Regions from separate parts of the Homo sapiens genome. Here region 2 is linked to region 1. A link is a contact called in ENCODE Hi-C or POLR2A ChIA-PET data. All regions are on one chromosome and are shown on one strand. The core of a region is the stretch at or near the end of the contact, and the rest is flanking DNA. Distances in the headings are between cores, read along the strand shown. Region 1 holds the start of MIR223HG (MIR223 host gene). Region 2 holds the start of HEPH (hephaestin).

Region 1 (2,790 bases), core at 132-2,631:
ATAGCTTGAAAAGATTATTTACCACGGCTTGACTATCACTCAGGGCCATACTTCCACTAGTGTAGACAGAGGACTGTGACTTGGGCACTGCAGTCATTGAAAGCTATCAAAGTATAACCTGAAAGCATTGCCCCTCCCATCCTTCATGCCATCAGAATTCATGGTGGAGGGCACTGCATGATGGGAATTCATCATCTTCCTGGCTGTTAGTGGGGACTTCCAGGAGACTGCAAACATGAGGCATTAAGAAACCATCCACCTTCTTTTCACACCTTTCATGTCCCTCATTAGCCTGAAGGTCACAGTTGAACTTAGGGGTCTGGCACTAATTTTTCTTTCTCAAAGTCAACTACTTTCTTCTCCCTTCCTTGTAGCCAATGTGGGAAAGTAGACGAAAACCTCAACATTTGGAGTTAGACCTGAGTGAAAAATCTGCCTTCTCTATTATTTTCTAGTTTTGTTTCCTTAGACAGGTCACTTTATTTCTGTGTGCCTCAGTTTCCTCACCTATAAATAAGAATAATAATACCATACCAGAGAGTTGTTGAATAAATTAGATAATACACATGAAAGAATATCATAAGTACTCCAATAAATGTGAATTTCCTTATTTATTTCCTTCAGCAAGCCCCAAGATGACAGAATGTGGCTTGTGGTCATAACTGTGCCCCAGAGCCAGCTTCATAGGCATATGACTTGTACAGCTTCACAGGGCTCCATGCTTAGAAGGACCCCACACTTAGTTTAATGTTCTGCTGTCATCATCTTGATATTCTTAATTTTTAAATAAAGGGCCTATCGTTTTCATTTTTTACTGGGCCTTGCAAATTATGTAGCTGGTTCTGTATGCCAGGAGAGAAGTTGGAAGTAAAATGGTATTCCAGGACCAGGAGGCATTCTGGCAGAGTGAAAGAACATGTGATTTGGAGTCCATGGGGATGGGTTTAAATTTCAGCTTTCCACTAATTTGCTTTGTGATACTGAGTATTTCCTTTTATCCCTCAGAGGCTCTGTTTCTCAATTTTGACTACGGGTTTTTTCATTAGATAATGTCTCAGTTCTGGTATTCCAGGTTTCCCTCAATTATTCTGGGAAAACCTCCTTGACCCACAGGCAGAGCCTAGGGCAGCCAGGTGCTTTCTACTCTCTCTCTCTCTGCAGCTTGGAAAGTTAGTGTCTGTTGAAGGTCAGCTGGGAGTTGGTGGAGGCAGGGCAGTGGCCTGCTACTATTGCTGCAGTAGCAGACCCTTTCACAACAGCATTGTTTTGTCATTTTGCATCCAGATTTCCGTTGGCTAACCTCAGTCTTATCTTCCTCATTTCTGTTTCCTGTTGAAGACACCAAGGGCCCTTCAAAACACAGAAGCTTCTTGCTCACGGCAGAAAGCCCAATTCCATCTGGCCCCTGCAGGTTGGCTCAGCACTGGGGAATCAGAGTCCCCTCCATGACCAAGGCACCACTCCACTGACAGGTATGGTATCCATTTGCCCTCTCTTCTTGGATTCTCAAGCTGGGGCAGAGTCCATGGCAGCCAAGGGTGGCTTGGATCTGCCCATCCCATTCTCTTCAGACCCTCCTCAGGGATTAAGGTCAAAGGTGGGAGGAAGAAGGCTTCCATTGGCCTTTTATCCTAGAGGTTCTAATGGAGGGGAAAAGGGGATAGGATATTTTCTATCCAATCAGGATGTTTAGGAGATAGTCACATGGAAGTGGAATGGCCTTTGGACCCAGGAGTCAGGAAACCTGAGTAGCAGTCCTGGTTTTACCATTTACCCAATGTGTATCTTTGGGTAAGTCCTTTCTCCAATCTAGGACACAGTTTTTTCACCCCTTTTGCAAAATAAAAAAGTAAAAAGAGGAAAAGAATGATTAGATAGATGCTGTCTAGAGACCCATGGTTATTAGATTCCTAATTTTCATGATTGTCAGCCCTCTGTCAAGAAAGAAGATGAGAGTAATCTTTGCATATGTAACTGTGGGTGGGGCTGAACACATTCAAGAGGAGAGTGCTGGTGGTAATCCATATAGCACTCTCTGAGAGGCATGACTCAAAGATGAAAGCCTCTTTTCTAGTCCAATCTTTGACTCCTAGAGATTCAAAATTGAAAGACTCTTAGAGACTAGGTACATATGGAAGAAACTGAGGTCCAGAAAGAGGAAGAAAGGGACTTGCCCAAAGTCATACAGAGAATCTGTAGCACAGCTGGGTCTGGGCTCCCAGGTCAGTCCTCTTTTTGCTCTATCCTAGGAGGACTGAGACATCAAGCAGCAGGACCTGTCCTGTAACTGACCCAGGACAGGTCCTGCTCATACTAGAGGCAGTCTGGGATTTTTAGGCATGGTCCTGAGGACTTCTTCTTTTCTTCTATTTTTCTTTCAGGTACTTGGCTCACTCTGAGTGTTCAGAGATTCCTAGACACCTACTTACCCCTAATTCTTCTGGTCTATTCCCTCCAATTCCCTCCATAAAAACTGACCCATCCTTTGCATCAACAATAGTGGCTTGATGACGCTCTTCAGTAGAGGATTTTGCATTTCATATGGGGAAAAATGATGTTATTCTAAGTAATATAACAGACCAAGAGAAGAGCTTTCAAATTCCCTTAATATCATCCCATATAGATATTTATGTCTTCTTTCTATGGGTCTGGTGAACATTTCTCAACTGAATGTGATTTTCTTACATACACTCCATTGGAGAGGCATACCAGTCTAGTTTCAGCTCAACCACTAACTCCTTCCATTAATACTGAAGCAATGTTGTCTATAAGGCTCCACAAATTTCAAAG
Region 2 (2,790 bases), core at 185-2,684, 150 kb after region 1:
GAAAATGTGCCCAGCCTGCCTGGAGAAAAGTGTCTGCTCCTAGCCAAGATCTCCTCATCACAAAGTAAGAATATCAGGTGGTGGAACCCCCATCATACCTGTCCCCTTCCTATACCTGGGTCTGTTGGGTAGATGCAGTCCTTTTTAGAGAGGCATAGTATTCTCAGACCTGTCGCCACAAATTGCTCCCCACTCATTCTTTCCCTATACTTTGTGTCTTTGAAACCTCTTTATCTTCTATGTTTAATATCTAGACTATACTTTCTTCATGGAATTCTAGATGTGTAAATTTACAGGGCTGGGAGGGTCCATATCTAGTTTAAGACCCTCATTGTAGAAATAGAAAGAGGCCCAGAGAAGAGAAGGGAGTGGGCCAAATCCACAAAATCCACATAGCTGATTACTCCTAGAGCAAGTGGGGCGAGAACCTTGGTCACTTGACTCAGGACAGTGACTTTTCACTCTTCTCTCTTTCCACCAGGAATGGGAATGACCTTTGACTTTAAACAAATCCAGACTCCAGTTTTACCCTGAATTGTTGGGGGAACATTTTGTTTTTTTTTTCTTTTTAGTATTTTCAATTCTTCCATGTCTTAGTTTTTAGGGTGTTGACCTGTGTTAATCCAGGCTATCTTCTAGCTATATCTGGTTTCCTCAGGTGGAAAATGTTAAATATAGTTAATATAAAATTTCACTCTAGAATCTGCTAGAAATGACGGAGGCAAAGTTAATGTATATATAAAAAAATCCACCAGTGACTGGTGGCCAGTAGGCTTTCAATAATTGTGAAGTCCCTTCTACCCCCTTGAAAGTACTGTGTTTCTCCCCTAAGCAGCACATTGTGTGTGGTGGTTTCATGGTTAAAAGTTTAGACAGACCCAGCAAATCTCTCTTCTCTTTTACTTCCTAAGTGTGTGACCTTGGACAAGTTACCTTCCCTCTCAGAGCTGAATTTTCCTCAGTTGTAAAATAGAGAGAATTAGAGTATTCATCTCACAGGATAATTGTGAGACTTAAATAAGAGAATGCATGTAAAATGGTTAACATAGGGCTTAGAATGTAGAAAAAAAGTCCTTTGTTTTATTGCCAATTTTATTTTTACTTATGACTAAGCAGCCATGACCTCAGAATAATAGTCAGGGCTGACAATTGTGCTTCAGAGCAAGAAGGGGAAGAGGTGGTGAGATGGAGGCTCTTTCAATTTCTACCTCATTTCTTAAATGGAGCTGTTGAAATCTACCCATGAGCTTTGGCTGGCCACACTGACAGTGTTCTCCTCTCAGCAAAGACCAATTAGCAAGTCCTGATAACAGAAGTACAACCCACCCCCTTGTAATTCCTCCTGAGATCCTAACCAGGATTTGTAAAACACCCGGATATGGGTAAAGAACCATCCCGGGTTTTGTATCAAACCAGGCCCCAGAGGAACAGGACATTCCAGTAGTTTTGTTTCTGGAAAAGAGGGCACCCAGCCCTTCCCCCTCCCTCATCCTCCCATCCCAGTAAACCCTGCCAAATTGGAATCCTGGACTTAATTTAGGAGAAAGGCCCTGTAACCAAGATACTGACTGAACATGGCTGGCGGACTCAGGCTGGGGTCTGCAGTGCAGCATTAATGGGCCGCTGACATGAATATGGAGTAGTTTTCTCTAGCAAAGGTAAGCTTTCTTTTCTCTCTTTTCAAACTCTACCTCACCTGCCTTCCTGTGCAAAAACGTTTATTTAGCTGGGTTTAAGGGAGTCCTGGCCACTAGGAGAAAAAGTCAGTGGCCAAAAAGTTGGAGGAGGTTTGGCTGATGTGCAGGAAAGTTAAAGGAGACAATAGGCTCCTTTTGTTCCTCTCGCCAAAATAGCCAGGACTACACTGGCTTGTCTGTTTCAGGGCCAATCCTGGAGCCATACAGAATAGTTCATTTTCCTGTCGAAATAGCTTGCTCATCTTCTGTTTCACAGGTTGAGGAATTTATTGAGGTGATGGATCTGAGGATTATGTAAGTGGGAACTCAGTTACTTAAAAATAACCATGTTTGGTTTCATATTTTGAGACCAGATTGGCACAGAGTAAGCCAATAAATGATAGCTTAACTAAGCTAAACATCTGAATTTGAGTAGTCTTAGTTTCTACATAGCAAAAATCTTTTAGAAATCATTGGTTCAAATTCTGGCTATTTTTAACAACTGGCTGCGTGACTTTGAGCAAATCCTTGCACCTCTCTGGTATCAGTTTTTTATACATCAAATGAGGGTGATTGAAAAAGATGGTTTCTAAAGGTTTCATGCATGTGTGAATCTATAACACGTTCAGTTTTTCATTACTCAGCATCTATTATATGACAAGCAATCCTTTTGCTAGGGACTCAAATATCCATGGTTTTATTTGGGCCTCAAGACAATCCTGTGAAAAAAATATCATCCCATTTTTTGGATGAGATGACTAAGGCTAAAATAATTTATTGAAAGGTCACATAGCTATCACAGACAAGAGATAGGATTTGAATCAAGGTCTTTAACTTCAAATCGGTATGTTTTCTATCACAGAGTTAAGAAAGCAGAGGACCAAAAGGTGAATTTTGATGGAGGGTTTATTAGGAAGGCTGCTGAGAGATTGAAGACAGGGCCCCAAAGATGGCTCAGCATTCCTTTATTCAGTTGAGTAATCCTTTGTTTAGGATGAGCCTGTCTAGCCCAAAGTAGTATAACTGAGAAAGGGAGATGGAGGGAGAGAAAAGAGCATTGTCGCAATAAAGGAACAGTTTGCAAATTCTAGGGAACACAGCAATGCAAATTGTT

The links. A loop is a pair of places that touch in the nucleus more often than their neighbours do. ChIA-PET counts read pairs that join two places held with the same protein, here RNA polymerase II (POLR2A). Pooled maps may share reads with other maps.
Region 2: a map of GM12878 shows a loop between it and region 1 (2.9-fold over the local background). The contact joins the promoter of HEPH here to the promoter of MIR223HG in region 1. A Hi-C loop is called at or near these places in 2 of 168 maps with a recorded cell type or tissue (GM12878 and K562) and 4 of 50 pooled maps. POLR2A ChIA-PET finds 5 or more read pairs at or near these places in 2 of 52 experiments (K562 and activated T-cell).

The regions. Positions count from the first base shown.
Region 1 is chrX:66,014,080-66,016,869 of GRCh38, forward strand. MIR223HG (MIR223 host gene) reads left to right here and starts at 1,382. Exons shown (of 3, transcript NR_170299.1): 1 at 1,382-1,472.
Region 2 is chrX:66,162,813-66,165,602 of GRCh38, forward strand. It overlaps HEPH (hephaestin), which reads left to right and starts at 1,435. Exons shown (of 21, transcript NM_001367233.3): 1 at 1,435-1,658.